Linked DNA regions of Mus musculus: region 2 is linked to region 1. A link is a loop called in an ENCODE intact Hi-C map of the cell type or tissue named here. Cell type or tissue: left cerebral cortex. All regions are shown on one strand.

Evidence for each region. Peaks named below come from ENCODE experiments on the same cell type or tissue, not always from the same donor. Only the 100,000 strongest peaks of a DNase experiment are listed, where the experiment ranks them.
Region 2: a loop joins it to region 1, with 3 times the contacts of the local background. A loop is called at or near these places in 3 of 42 quality-filtered maps.

The regions. Positions count from the first base shown.
Region 1 is chr2:4,396,424-4,404,423 of GRCm38, reverse strand. The region is part of intron 1 of Frmd4a (FERM domain containing 4A); the gene reads right to left. Among named protein-coding and RNA genes, the nearest start is that of Gm23691, 19 kb to the right of the region's middle. In left cerebral cortex, a CTCF peak has its summit at 7,427; DNase peaks (open chromatin) are centred at 2,009, 2,857 and 3,260; H3K4me3 peaks cover 1,808 bases; H3K27ac peaks cover 1,055 bases.
Region 2 is chr2:3,812,843-3,820,842 of GRCm38, reverse strand. It overlaps Gm36031 (a long non-coding RNA gene), which reads right to left. Exons shown (of 5, transcript XR_373951.3): 3 at 6,844-6,958; 4 at 5,215-5,409. Among named protein-coding and RNA genes, the nearest start is that of Gm36031, 9.0 kb to the right of the region's middle. In left cerebral cortex, a CTCF peak has its summit at 4,642; DNase peaks (open chromatin) are centred at 2,993, 4,504 and 4,992; H3K27ac peaks cover 1,117 bases.

The DNA.
Region 1 (8,000 bases):
GGGTTTAATGCCTAATACTAAAGGGAGGAAGGGGGAGGAGGAGGGGAACAGAAAGAGGCAGAGACAGAAGAGAGCCAGAGAGACTTAAAAAGCTGGTGATGAACTCAGACTTTCTGATGCTGTGTACGGCATGTTTTAAGATAACTTGCTAAGCTAGTTAACTGTTAACATATGTATGTCTCAATTCAACCTACAAAACTAGAATTTTCTCTGGAACAAAACTGTTGTGCTGTAATCTTTAAAGTGTAAATTCGTGATCTCAGGCACCCAGTGAGTATTAGTTTAAATGCAATAAGGATAAGTGTAGAGTTGTAAATGATAAGAATATGATTTTCGAGATATCTGGGAAAAGAGGTCATTAGCATAAACACTGTGAGCACAAGTTCAGCAATTAGAAAGCAAAATTAGTCACAGTCTTTGGGGAGGCCAGCCCACAATTACCTAAAGACAAAAGCCACCCAGCCCAGCTCCTTAATAGACTTCTTGACAGTTTCAGGTCTTCTACTTCCTATCATAGAACAATGGCAACGTTTCTCTCCCTCAGACCAAGGTTGACTCAAGAGAATTCTCCTCGACTACACTTGCCTACCTACCATTCTTCGTGCTTTCCCAAAGCTCCAGGACCCAGACAATGCCTCATCTCTTATCTTGGCCTTGGGCTCTAACTTTGCTGGGACAATTAAATCACTACTGTACACATCTGGTATACAAATCTCATGGATTAAGAAACCAGAAACTTGCTGAACCTCAAGGGGACTCAGTTTCCCCAATGGCAAAATCATACTAATGGCACTAGCCACCTGCTGGGCTACCAGGGGACTTGTCAAGATGTCTAAAATTACCGAGGCCCAGGGCCATAAAAAGAAGTCTTATTAAGCAAATTAGTTCAGGACAAAAACTAAAAGAATAGAGCAACAGTGGTGACAGCTCATAGTTGGTTCAAACAAAAGAGAGCGGAGAATTTACCCAATCCTCCTGTCTATTGAAACAATTCTCTCATAATCCAAAAAGACTCAACTTAAAAATAAATAAATATAATATTATCTCTACTCACATTAGCCCTCACTTCTTGGCAACTTCTCTAGAGGCAACTTTATGTTCCTTTACTAGACCCTACATCGTCATTTCAAACCATGTCCAAATATTACCTCCAATTAAAGTAAATGGAAGAGGCTTTGTGACGTCTAAGCATGAAATGCGGTCCAATCTAATCGCCACAGGATTATTATTCCTGTTGTGCTTGGGAAAACTTCGCTGGCAAGAAAATGGATCACTTAGTCTACAGAAGACAATGTACAAGTTAGCCCGTCTCCTGAACTCAAGGTTGTGAGAGTCAAGTAACACTTAAGACACTAAAACCAGACTTCCTGCTGATCTGAGACTCTGATTTTTAGGGGCCAAAAGCGATGAATGAGTTTAATGCAATTGAAAGACCAGAAACAACAAACAATGAAATGTTCTCCAGGCCCCAGCACTCTGTTGCATGTTTTGATGCAGGCATGCATATCCTGGTTCATGAAGTCTAAGGGACGCAGATTTGCAGCCAGCTCTAAAGGTACTTTCCCCAGAGCCTGTGCCGCCTTTCATGAACTCTGCAGTTTGTCCTGGGTTTTTGATTTTTTTTTTTTTTTTTTTTTGGACTGGTGCTTTCCCACACATCAATCAAAAGGTTTAGGGAAAGGCTGAGGCTAGCCCATGCTGAGTTGGGGGTAGAGGCAGTGGAACCATCCTGCAGTTAAACGCAGCCATCAATCCAAAACTGAACAGGGACCATCCTATATTTAGAAATGTGCCTGTCTAGGTTTTCTGAGCATCCCTCTCATCAGGTTCGGGGAGGATTCCAACTGAAAGGAGTCAGGAGCAGCAGAGGCGGCCTCTGTTGGGATGTTCCATTCATAGGGGAGGCAACGCCTGGTCCATTCATGGTGGGGTCAGGGAGTCCTTTCCAGGCATTGGAGCTCAGCGCTCAGCAAGCTACGCTTCCCAGAGAGCTGGCACTGCTGCATCATTCAAAATGAGGATGTCTATTAAGGAGCCACGGTTAGAGCTATTATTAGAACAGCCATCCCTTGGAAATTTAGCAAAATTTGTCTGAATTGACTGAGCAGTTACTCTGCTAACAAGCAAGGGACCAGAGAAAGGCAGTGAGTTACTGGTTACACACAGGCAGCCCACACGCCTTTCAAAGAGCCGCGCTGGAGAGACCTTCCTAAAAACCCAATGTACACCAACATCTGGGCAGCTGCCTGCAGTACAAACGCACCTCATTTAGCCTTTTTTTAAAGAAGCGGGTACAAACGGGGGTTCCCTACTCTTCTCCCCTCACCAGTTCCCATTTTCACTGCATCAAACTCTGCAGCCATCTGGAAAGGAAAAGCCGGTTCCTCTCATCAGGCTCCCGCAGCTGAGGCTGCCCGGCCTCCGGCCACCTTGTGAAGAGCCTTCTCCGGCACCCAAAGGACTGTATACGGGGGGGGGGTGGGGGTTAAAAACCCAACCAGCTAAGACTATAGAAACCTTTTATTTCTCCATGTGAAATTCAGAGTGTGGGTTGTGATGCCAAAGGAACGTGTGTGTGTGTGTGATTGTGTGTGTGTGTGTGTGTGTGTGTGTGTGTGTAGGGGGAAGGGCTGGTAGAAGGTAGCATCGTATTTGCCCCACGTGGGGCTTGCATTTTAAAAATGTAACAGACGCGAAATGAAAGCCCCCAAGCCCCCAGAAAAGAAGTGGCAGGTTCCTGCTGCCCAGCCCAGCCCCGAAAATGGGTTCAGAAGTACAGCATCATCAATCGCTCCCCCGCCACCGCGACCAGGAAACAAAGACACGTTACCTTTTATTTTTTGTGCTCTTCTAAAGGAGCCGAGGAACTTCGGATTCTAAGAGGCTAGTCCACGGAAACCAGCTTCCCATTCGTCCCGGGCGCAGGCCCTTGGCCTACCAGGCGGCCTGGGGAGCCCGGCGCCGCCTCCGCCTCCTCCGAGGCGCCCACAGCCGCCCCGCCGGTGCTGGCGCGCCCGTCCCCGTCCCCGCCCCCGCCGCCACCCCAGTCCCCGCCGCGCCCGCCACGGGGCTCCGTCAGCCCATCGCCCGCTCGCGCCGCTGCTCACGCCGAGCCTGGCCCAGCGCCAGGGCGCACGGCCACCAGCCCGCCCCTTTCCCGCGCGGAGACCCGTTGCCCGCGGTGCCCGCTCCTCCGCATGGTGCCGCGCACCGGAGCCTGGCGGGGTGGCCGCTCGATCGCTTGCGAAGCAGGGATTGAGCGCGGGCCCGCTGGAGGGGCCTCCTTTCGCCACTGGATCCCAGGACAACAATGAGATCTTCTGCCTCCCTAGCGCCCAATCCGGCCAAGGACACCCCAAGTCACCCCCCTGAGCCGCTTCTGGCTTCTTTCCCAGTGATCCTAGCCGCACCCGCAAGCTACGCAAAGTTAGCTCGGAGACCAGAGAGGCTGCGCTCATCTGAAGCGCTTAAGGAGATGCTAAGGAGGATGATTGTGATCTGGAGGACTCCCCTTTTCATTACAAGACACCCAAACCCACCCAGCCCCAGCCCATGCCGCAAGCCCTCTCCTACCCTGCGAGCCAGAGAATGCAGATCCGATGGCTGGAGGCGCAGCTCTCCCCCCCCATCCCCCCTCGATCTAGTCCAATTGTCTTGAATGTTAATCTCCCCTTAACTCCGGGAGAATGGAGGTTGCTATAAGATAACCCAGTCATAGGGCTATTGTCAAGGATTCACTATGTCCCTAGGAGAGGGAGACCTCCATTGCAAGAGACCTGGGGGAGGCAAGGGAACCAGCCAGGGCTCCCTTTCAAAAACAGGCAAGAAAAGAACTCACAAGAACAATAACTCAATTCACATTGTATGTTTAAATGTTTACTGCCTGATGAGCTCAAATTGCTTTAGACACATTTCCATCCCCCATGAATTGTCAAAACACAGTTGATAAAATAAAATAAAAGTAGCGGGGCACAAGCATCCACTTAGCAAAATAATACTTGTCTAAATCTCTGTTCAAAACCTGGCCATCTCTGGTTTTCAAAATGCATCCATCAACCCTCCAGGTCGGAGGTGAGGTTTCATCTTACCCTAGCAAAAGGGAAGTCACTTCACCACCATGATTGCCAGGCTACCCCGGCAGTGAAGACTCACAAACTTTTATCAAGAAAACAAATCCTTGCATTTAGGTGGAGGGTGACACCTAGGCATTGTTGGTGCTAGGCCAAAGCTCTATCTCTGAGCTACAGGCTCTAGCTCACATCCAATTGTCTCTTCCTTCTTCTAGATTCTCTTCCAAGGACTGCTGTGAGAATCTCTGACAGTTCAGAGGTCTCACACCCAACAGGAGAGAAATATTTTGCAAGTACTGTTGGGGTGGCTGATGGGTGAGTGTTTAAGGATCTGCACTAAGGGCCACCAGTCTCATTTCATGCTGATATGATCAAGAAGGAATGTGAAACTGGGTTTGAATCAGATTTTTGCTCTGGAAAAAAAATGGTTCTAAACAAATACAAAGCCCAACTCTTTCACAATGAGGCTGGGGCCCCTTTCCTCTGCTGGTACTGTCAGAAGCAGCTTTATTTCTTGGCACACACACACACACACACACACACACACACACGTGCAAACACATGGGCACACACACACTTTATTTCTTATAGTTCAGAGGACTGAACTCACACATGCTAAGGGAAATACTGAGTTGCAAGCAAGTAGGCCATTTCCAGTTCCAGCCTGTTTTGACTGCAAAGCTGAGCTGATGTTCAATCCTGTAACACTTCTTTTCCACACTCTCTTCAGGTCCTTAGCTGAGACCCCTGCTGCTTTGTCACCTTGGCTGTTGAGATTGCAATGCCATGGGAAGTCCCATCCATCAGGAAATCCTCTTCCAGGTTTGTTCCTGGACAGGGGTGGCCTTACACTCACCCCCAAGCCTCAAGCAGGGACAGGGGATCCCCTCTCCTTTCTTCTTTCCTTACATTCATGGATCGATCACCTAGCCTAAAGTAATGAATTCCACTCAGAAGTTCCTAGAGAGTGGCTTGGGGAGATGGCTCAGCTGGTAAGGTGCTGATCATGTAAGCATTTGGCTCTGAGTTTGGGATCTACTTTAAAACCTGAGTTCAGATTCCCAGTGAGAAGAAAGCCAGGTGGTGGTGCAGTGAGTGCACAGTTGTAAAAAAAAAAAAAAAAAAAAAAAAAAAAAAAAAAATGTGGTGAAGAATGATTAAGGAAGACTCCTGAAGTTGCCTTTGGTCCTTGCAGATAGACAGACAGACAGACACAGAGGGGGAGGGGGAGGGGGAGGGGGAGGGAGAGGGGAAGGGAGAGGGGGACTGACCTCTAACTGTGTCTGGCGTGCAATGAGTTACCACTGACTGTAGATGTTGTAAAGAAAGAGCCACGCATCCCCTGCTTTTTAAACATTAGCCACACAAGCTGGAGCAGTTCTTCCAAAAGTCAGACTGGATCCTATAACTTCTCTGCATCTTTCCAGGTCCTACTCATAAACACTATGCTTATCCAGGTGAGTCTGGGAACCTGACCCTTTGGAAGCATCAATCCCACCAGGGTACCAGCCACCCCTCTATTCCACACCTTCATAACGGTCTCCCGGGCCCCCATATATACCAGGTGCTCATTCAACCCCTTGTTACCCAGCAGCCAAGACGGTAGAAGGTACTTGGGTTATATCACTGCTCTGTTAGAGGCTGTGGTGGCTTCTCATTGCCTCCCACTATCCTGTAGGTCCATCTCACGTTTATCTTCACTGTCTCCTTTCTGCACTGGGACCACTCTGAGCTTTCCTTCACTTTTCTGTCCCCTGTCACAATCCAGGCCTATTCTATGTACTGTGTAGCTAGATCCTTGTTATCATTCAGGTTTGGGTTCCACACATTGAGAGTGGCCTCTTCTGGGTTCCATATATGGAGCGTAGCCTCTTCTGGAACTCTTACAACCACATCTGCTTCCCACTTAGCACTTGTGGGATCCCAGAGTATACCTCAATTGAAACATATTTCTTTGGTATATTTTGAAATGGTAATTAGAGAAAATGGGGATAATCTGAAACACTGCTCATTTGTGAATGAAATGTGTACAAGTGCACATTAGTTAGGTAGATAGCTTATGTCAGAGAACTATAGCTTGACTAGGAGATCACAGTAAACAAACAAACAAACAAACAAACACCTCAGAGATCTCTCCTGATAAAACACAAGCCATTCTGTCACTGAGACCGAAGAACGTAGCTGCATAGCAGAACAACCTCTCCCACCCCCATGACCCATCGGTTCAAATGTTTGAATGCCTAGTCATCAGGAAGTGGCACTATTTGAGAAGGATCGGGAGGTGTGACCTTGCTGGAGGAAGTGTCACTGGGGGTTGGGCTTTGCGGTTTGAAGAAGCCCATATCCTCTCCCTCTCCCCCTCCCCCTCCCTATCCCCTGTCCCCTCTCCCTCTTCCTCTCCCTCTCCCCTCTCCCTTCTCCTTCCCTCTCCCCTCCCCTTCCCTCTCCCCTCTCCTTCCCTCTCCCCTCTCCTCCCATCCCCCACCCCCTCCCCCCTTTCCCTCCCTCCTTCCCTTGGCCTATAAATTAGCTCTCAACTACTGCTCCAATGCCTTGCATGCCACCATGTCCCTTGCCATGATGATAATGGACCAGGACTCTAAATCTGTAATCAAGCCCCCAGTGAAACGTTTTCTTTCCTAGAGCTGCCTTGGCCATGGTTCTTCATAGCAACACCAAGCAAAGCTGATGACCTGAGTTCAGGTCCCATGAACCCACGTAAAAAGCTGTACGTGGCAATGACATGTGTCTGTCATCCAGAACTCCTACAGCAAGGTGGGAAGCAGAAATCAGAGGACCGGTATTCTGACCACAGACCAGCACACTCTACACAGCAAGAAACAGTAAGAGAGGCACTACCTCAAAACAGGGGTGAAAGGGGAGAATCAATCCTCCAAAACTGTTTCCATCTGACCCCCACATGATGTCATTGACCATGTCCCCTGCCTCTCCCACTGAAGTTAGTAACTGCTGTTAGAGCTGAAGAAGGTAGTTGTAATCTACCTAGACTAGTGCTAAGAACATTGCAAAGATTTGCTAATCATCACAAGATTCCTGGAAGTGGAGACGAGTTCATTCCTAGTCTGAGATGCAGAGTGAGAGTCTTAAAGCATTAAGGATCTTGCTTGGTGTCTTTGTTCACTGCACTGGAACCCAGAGTCGCCTTTTAGAGACTTGGAGCTCTTATTGTTCAATGTTGCAGTCCCCTCTAAATGTACTTGAATATGCTATCAGACACAGTGCATGTGGTCACAGATTTCTCCTCTTTGCATTGCAAAGTGTGGGCAGAAGCTAACTAAGATAGGAGGCAGCGATGGCTTTGGGAGACTCTCTACATATCTGCCCCCTGTGGCTGTGCTTCCACTTGCTTCCCAGCTGGCACTGTTTGGGGGATAAACTTCAGTTTTATATTCTCTATTCCTAACAAACATACTTTCATATTTCTATCATGTTGTAAGGATGGAGAGAAAGCTCTCAGGAGCAGGGTAAAATGCTGGGCAGGTTTTATATGGACCCTGTTATATTTTCCTACCCAGTCCTTGTTTCTCCTCATTTCAAAAGCAATGAAGAGGCAATTATGGGTCACTTGTATAAAACATTAAGAATTCCATCTTGGTGTTGGAGAGATGCCTCAGCAGTTAAGAGTGCTGACTGCTCTTCTGGAGGACCCAGGTTCAATCCCCAGCAACCATACGGCAGCTCACAACTGTCTGTAACTCCAGCTCCAGGGGATCCTACACTGTCACACAAATAAAACTGCAAGCAAAACCAATGCACATAAAATAAAAAGAAAGAAATGAATCATTAAAGAAAGAATTCTACCTCCTCTTATAGCCTGGGATAAAGTACTTAGAATTCTGGTCCCTGGTGTACATAGGACATAATCATCCAACAGCTGTGTTTTATTTCACTAGTTTATAAAATGATGAT
Region 2 (8,000 bases), 580 kb after region 1:
CCTGGCTCCGCCCATCAAGCTCTTGCCAGGTTTGTACCTGGAACTCCCCACAGCTGTGAAGATCTCCTCATGGAACTTTCACGGAATCTCTTCCTCACATCTTCACTAATTTCCTTGGACTTTTTATTATTATTATTACACGCATCATATTGAGTCCAGGTCCTTGACCCTCCCAAAAGTGGAAGAGCATCCTCACATCCCACTGCCAGGTCCCAGGCCTAGCCTGTAAGGGGCTGTCTAGAAATATCGCCAAACTGACTGAAAAAAAATACAGTAGCTCTGAGCAAGGAAGGGTGTACATGAGTAAAACTTAATATGCATGGCAAGAATTCCAGTGATGGCAGCAAAGTCCAAAACCAGTGAAGAAGGTGGCAGTGAGGCCCTGCCAGAGACCACTCGGTAATCCTAGCAAGTGGAGCAAACACTGGATTCTATGAAATCCATTTACATCAACTGTAACCCAGGGCAATTTTACAAGGCTTCCCTGTGCGTGTGTGTGCACGCACCTGTGCATGTGTGTGCATGTGTGTGTGTGAATGCGCGTGTGCGTGCACGTGTGTGTGTGCACATGTGCGTGTATGTGTGTGTGCATGTGTACAGAAAGTGACACATTGTTTTGCCCTCTGCAGGGTACCATTGAGACAAGTTCCCTCTATTTAGCTTTGGCTGGCCTGGAACAAGCTGAGATGTCAGTTTAGGAGCCCTCTGAGGAGGGCTGGGCACTAGCGCCACGCCCACACACGTCTCCTCCCAGCTTTGTGAGCCAGGTCCATGCTCTCTCCTGCAAGTTGGATGTTGACACTCCCCGATCCCATGTCCACCCCTGCACATGCTCCTTCACACACACATACACGTCTTATATTTCATCTGTGTCAAATCAAACTGATTCTATATCGGCCCCAGAGGAAAGGGTGATTCACAATTACTTCTAAGGCTGAGTTGCAAAAAGTCCTGCTGTAGACTCTCTACCCTGAAAGAAACAACACTCCATACACATGGAGAAAATGTGGAGATGCTAAGACGTGAGGGGGGTGGGGGAGAGAGAGAGAGAGAGAGAGAGAGAGAGAGAGAGAGAAAGTATGCCTGGGAGGCCACAGCTCCCCCACGTCTCTCCTCCTCATGACTAAGGTCCCACATTTTGTGCCCTCTGACCTCAGTCTGTATTGTAAATACATGGTTGTCAGGGTTATATCCGCCCAAAACCTCATTTATTAAACCCCAATCCTCTTGGCCTGGGAATGGTATTATATTTGGAGATTGAATCTTGAGTTCAGTTAAAATAAGGTCAGTAGTCCTAATCCAAACTGGCTGCTGTCTCCACGAGAAGAGATTAAGACTCAGACACACATGCAGCGTGATCATTCACTACAGAGGGAGAAGGGCTGCAGAGAAGCCAAGCCTCAGCCTTCCTACCCATAGGAAGGTAAGAAGATACATTTTGTAATGTATGGCCCCGCCCCATTTGTGATCAAATTGATCACAAAGAAACTTGATCTGTGATGCTTAGGCTACTAAAAGCTGGAAGTAATTTGGTACATAACGGTTTGTAAACAGAGTCCTATCGTCTCCCAAAAATGAAGAAGTAGCAGTAATGTAAAGCCCCCATTCTTCCTGGGCTGCTGGTATTTCATCAGAATCCCATAGAAGGGAGACTGTGGGGGGTGTTGTGACTACCTGCATAAACTCAGAAGCGAGGGAAGCCATGATGAACACCCATTACCTTCAACACCCCGGCCTTCCAGGCTGCTATAAAAATGAAGAAGTTAATTGCCAAGCTATAAAAACGCAATGACTATTAGGTCCCCCCATGTACTATCATCTCTTGGTGTCATGACAACTGAAGAATTGGGAAAAAAACGAATGTGCTTCGCCAGTGCCCAGCTTGCTCACTGCTAAAGGTTAATTGGATTTCATTTTAGAGTCTGTTCATCTCATAGGAGAGTGAATGTGTTCAAGACAAAACAAGGTGTGAGACCACCAGAAAATCCCATTTCCCCTGGGGCCTGAGGCTGCACCCTGCCAGTCCCTGAATTAACAAGAATACTGCTGTCAGGTCATGAATCCTGTCTCCCAAAGCTTCAAGCCATCAGCAATGAGCAGGTGTCCCTGCTCAATCATTTGAAACTGAGATGTGTTTCCTTATAGAGAAAGTTAAGGAAGCATAGAATCAAAGGTGTTTCCTGGGACATCTCACTACTGTGGGTGAGCCCAGAGATGCCAAACCACATGGGAAACCTATTGTGGCTCTGCCACAGACAGCTGTTTTGTTTTTGTTTTGTTTTGTTTTGTTTGTTTGTTTGTTTGTTTTTGTTTTTGTTTTTGTTTTTGTTTTTGTTTTACTAAACCTGGAATGGAGTTCTGGGGTAACAATGTATCCCCATCTGTAAACTATTCCACAACTGCTAGCACTCAGGTGACAAGAAACTTAAGTAGAGCTTTCCCAACATGAGGACCAGTGTTCTCCAACTTCTCTGTACTCTCCCGGCAAAAGGAAGGTAGCTATGACCACCGTTAGTCATGTAGATGGAAAACCCATTTAAGGGCTGTCGAGACAGCTCAGTCAGTAGAGGGCTTGGCACACAAGTACAAGAGCCAAGAGCCTAAGTTGGATTCAAGAGCAGATGTTTAACAAACAAACAAACAAGCAAACAAAAAGCTGTAGTAGCACGTTTAATTATAAACAGTTGAAAAAAGGAGACAGGAGGATACCTGGGGTTCACTGGGTAACCAAGTCTAGCCTACTTGGTGAGCTCCAAGCCTGAGAGCCTAATGCATAAAACAAGATGGATATCCAAGGTTGTTCTCTGCCCACCTCATATAACAAGTACCTGAACACAGTACACAAAGATTTCCAGCCCAGGCATCCAGCTACATGTAGCCTTCCTTCTTTATACAATCAACTCTGGACTGAGTCAGTTAAATGGTGAATGTCAGATTGCACTGATAATTTGCATAATTTTCTGCCTCTCCTAAACTGGGTCCAGCCTCTCCACAGGCAGATGGCTCTCACTGCCAAAGCGTTTTTCGGGCTCAGATTGCCTTTGCAGAATGCAATGGATGCCAAATTCAAAGCCACTGGATTTGGTAGAAATCATTAAGGACGTATCTGGCTGTGTGTGAGAACAGCCATTTTAGTCAGGAGATTCTCAGGAAATTCCTAGGTTTGGAAACACTAGAACCCAAGGAACACTAGACATGGTAACAGACAACAAAGGGACTGGGGACTGAGACCTAAGAAACACTAGGCATAGCTCTTGCACATAGGCCATGAGCCCTGAACTGGTTTTTCTCAGGCTGAACTTAGCACAATGGAGAAAGGAGCTTCCAAGGCCAAGGACTTATCCTCTAGTCCCCAGAGTTTATGATCCCATTTCTAGACTGTAACGTTGTTTTGACTAAATTTTCTGGACCTCCTTCCAGAGTCACCATGAGCCTTGCACAAGTGCTTGCATGCACAGACACACCACACACACACACACACACACACACACACACACACACCACATAAAGCACACATACACACACATGTACCACACACAAGCAGACACACACCACACACACACATACCACACAAGCACACACACACACCACACACACATACACACACCACACACACATACACACACCACACAAGCATACACACCACACCCCCACACACACACACACCACACAAACACATACCACACACACCACACAAATACCACACACACACACACTACTTCTGGTCACTACAGAGTGTCCAATGCTGCTTCCAGCTCCACCACCAGGCCACAAAGGATGCTGAGGTATGTGTGTCTGTAGAAGAAAACAGAAGCCTCTGGGAGACAGACACAGAGAAAGGACCAGGCTCTGTCTAGACTTCACAATGAAGCTAAAATTTCACACAACATTAAAAAGAAAAACATGAGCATCATGGAGACCTCCAAAGAGACTGTCACCCTCGGTGTCCCCTTCTTCACCGGAGGTGACACTACTAAGACGAAGAAGAGAGCTTTCCTTTCCTATGTGATCTTTCCATTTCCTTCCCAGTATTGGTCGCCATTGTCTTCCCGGTTTTAAAAGCAAGCTCTGGCCTTCTCACGAGACTGTCTCCTTAGTTCTTTGCCTGCCAGACACTGGCCCTTGCTGGAAAACAACAGCCCTCATCTAAGCCCTCATTTCTCTGACTTGCTAGCTGCGTGTGAATAATGTCAGCTTCTTCCTGTCTGCCATGAGCCCTTGCCACCTGATCTGTGAAATCCCTCAGTTCACCTCGGCATCGCAGTGACCCTCGGAGGAGCAGTGGGGACTCTGTCACTCTCTTCTATTCCACAGGAATAAAAATTCAGGACCAACCCAGATTGCCTTCCAGATGGGGACGAGATAAAAGGGTTTGAATGCAGTCACATGGCTAAATTAAGAAGCAGATAGAAATAGAACAAAATGAAGCTGGGGCTGAGAGTTGGGGAGCAAATACTTTGTGGGCGAGCCAGAACTCAGTGATGCAGGCCTCTGCTGCCTGAGATCTAATTTGCAATGCCACAAAGAATTCTCTGGTTCAGATTTCCTTTGCTCCTCACTTTCTGTTCCCAGTCAGAAGCCACTGAAGCTGGCTAAGATCCCAGACAGGGCAGGCCTTTAGATCTTAAGAAGAGAGGGACCTCTAGTGTTGAGTTACTTGTCTACTGCTCGCTGTTGCTGTTCACCCCCATATTTACCTCTTACCTTGTGATTATTAGAGTTTCTTTGAAGGCTAGTATTCATTTAAATGTTAAAATTTAAATTTAAATTTAAATTTAAAATGTTAAAAGTGGGTTTTTCTCCCTTCCTGGAAAACTAAGAAAATTGAGAATGGGTAAATATAAGCCAACATACTAGTTTAAAGAAGACTTGAGCAAAATGTCACGTGATTAAAAAGTATTATTAGACACCTATAAGGTGCTCAGTAGTTAAGAGCACTTGCTGCTCTTCCAGAGGACCTGGGTTCAGTTCTCAGCACTCACATCAGGAGGCTCACAACCATCTGTGACTCCAGCTGCAGGGGATCCAACACCCTCTTCTGGACTCTGCCATCATCAGCGATACACGTGGTACACATACACATGTGCAGGCAAATACTCAAATGTAGGAAATAAAAATAATAGATTTTTTAAGCATCCATTAAACCTTTGACCTTAGCATAGGGACTAAAAGCCATTTCAATAAGTCTGGAACATGAAAATATAATCATAATACCAGTTTTTCAGTAGGTTCCGGAAAGCACCGATCCCGCTCTCTGTCAGGCTGAATGTGGGTTTGTGTAGGCCACAGCTAGGAAACATAAACAAAGGAAGGTGTGGCAGTTCCTCCTTCCTGGCGGTGATTCTCGGTTGTTGATTCATCCGAATACTTCGCAAAGTATCTTCTGTGACCAGATCCAATCAGATGCACCTGGTCCAAGGATTCACAGAAGGGGATGGTATCATTGTGGCTCAGAGGTCACTGTTAGCTTTCTGCCACTAGCATAAATATCTGAGATGATCTACTTACAAAGAGGAAAGAAAAGCTCCATTTACAAAGATATATTTAGGTTTGGGGGTCTGCATTGGTTACTATTGCTCTAGGGTCTGTTGCATCTAGTCCTCTCATGGCGGGGAGCGTGTGGTAGGGCAGAGCTATCCACTTATGGTGCAAAGGCAGAAGAAAGGGGAAGGGGCTGAGGTGCCATCTACTGTCCTCTTTGAAGAGGCCTGAGCACCGCCACTGGAGGCAGCTTCTGGTGCACACCTGCAGTCCCAGCACTCAAAGAGAACAGAGACCTGCTGTGTGTTCAAGACCAGCCTGGGCTACCTAGCAAGTATTAAGTGGCTTGAGCTGCACACCAAGACCTCGCCTTAAAAACAGCAAAATCGCTTCCATTAGGCCCTTCCCCCACCCCTAAAAGGTTCTACTTCCACCCCATAGTGCCACACAGGGAGCAACGCCTTCATCATATGGACCCATTATATTCCAGTATAACTGTAAATTATACTAGCTACCAAGAGTAGCAAGAGATAGTTCAAATCCATGAGACCGCCTATGTTTGGAAAATGAAATAATTAATATTCATTGTCAATTAGATCAAATTTAGAATCACCCAGGAGATACACCTCTAGGTATGACTGTGAAGGTTTCCAGAGAGATTCAACTGGTAAACAAGACTTGGGTTGAATATGGGCATCATTATCAAATGGGTATGCATCCTAGATTGTATAAAAAGGAAGAACAGAAGAAAAAAACTAGTAAACAGACCAACAGATTCATCTCCTCTGCTTCCTGGCCATGGGCACAATATAACCACCTGCCTGAAGCCCTTGCCACTACAGCTAAAGTCATTGTCACCTTCGTGCCACCTCACCACGAAGGACTATATCCTTTGTCACACCCTTCCTTAAGTTGCTTTCATCAGATATTTTATCAGAGTAACACAAAATAACTGATGCATGGAAGTAAACCAGCAACACCCATCATGCCTTAAGATGGGGGCAGCCAGAGGACTAGGCTCAGGTTTTAACCACAATGGCCGATCAGATGCATCCGGTTCAAGGATTCACAGAGAGGGGTGTTCTTGGGTTTAATCTTCAGAGGTGAATACTAGTTCTTGGGCTTGAGGGGAAGGGGGGAGAGGAAGATAAAGACTCAGGGCTCAGTGGGAGAGGGAATCCTCTGTTTGCCTCCAACCAGACTCCAGCCTAGTGTTTACCCTGACGAGACCCTGATGAGAACGGGGGGGGGGGGGGGAGCTGAAAACACTGTCCTTGGAAAATGCATGGGGAGATCTGAAGGCCTCTTGTCAGGACCCTAGGGACGGGATCCGAAAGAACCATAGCAAATGCAGTCCTTTACCTACTGATAGTTGGCCATCAGATGTTCTGCTGATGCACGCTGGTCTCATTCACAATGATTTGAAGTCACAATTTGTGGAGGAGTTCTTGTCTTGGATTTTGGAGAATTCCCTCAACTGGAAAAAGATCCGGTATGAATTTTGTTGGTATTACAAACTCTCCTCATTATCACTAGAACCAATGATAATAGTAACACCCAGGAAATTGTAGCTAGCTACTGTTCACTGGGCATTTAGACATTTCATGAGCACATCTATGAGACAGGCTTCTGGGCTTTTATTCTTATTTCTTTCTAATTTTTTAAATCTTTTGACTATATATATATGCACATATATACATATATAATAAAAATATAATGAACTATATTAGCATATATAAAATATACTATATAGTATGCTATTAATATATGTATAATATATAGTATTAGTAGTTTCACACCTCCCATTCCTCCCTCCCTCCCTCCCCCCCTCTCTCTCTCTCTTCATATATATATATATATATATATATATATATATATATATATATATATATATATATAATCAGATGGCATTCATTTCCTCCTACAGAACAGACCTCAAATCCCATCAGGAAACAACTGGCTACTCCCATAACATTTATGCTCCTTTTGCACCAAAGACCACATTTTGCCTGACAGGTTTTATTGTAGTTTCCAGAATTCACTTGAAGCAGTTGTTAGTGACTTTTCTCTCCCTGCACACACAGCACCTTCTGGCTCCCTGAAAGCTAGGCATTAGGAGAAAACTTCCAATCCCAGCTTGATTTTGATCTCCTGTGACCCAAGTAATGTGATGTCTTCACCAATATGGGCTTCCTTTCAAGTTCTGGTGAGCAGTGTCAATAGCCTGGATTTATTTTGGCTTCTCGAGACTTTTTGACTAATAATTCATAGGGCATATTCCACACTTAGCACTGGCACTGAGATTTTTATTTAATAGCTCATGGCTTCTGGGAGCAGCATCCTCCTGCTATGGAGAGTACCTCTATTCAACCTATTTCTTTTAGTTTTTTTATTTTTTACAAGCTTATAAAATAATAGGTTTCTATGGCTTTTACATATACCCTCAGTTACCATTTCTGTCCTTGCTCCTCATCTTCCATACCCTCCCTCTGCTCCCTGCTTAGCTTTATTTACCCCAG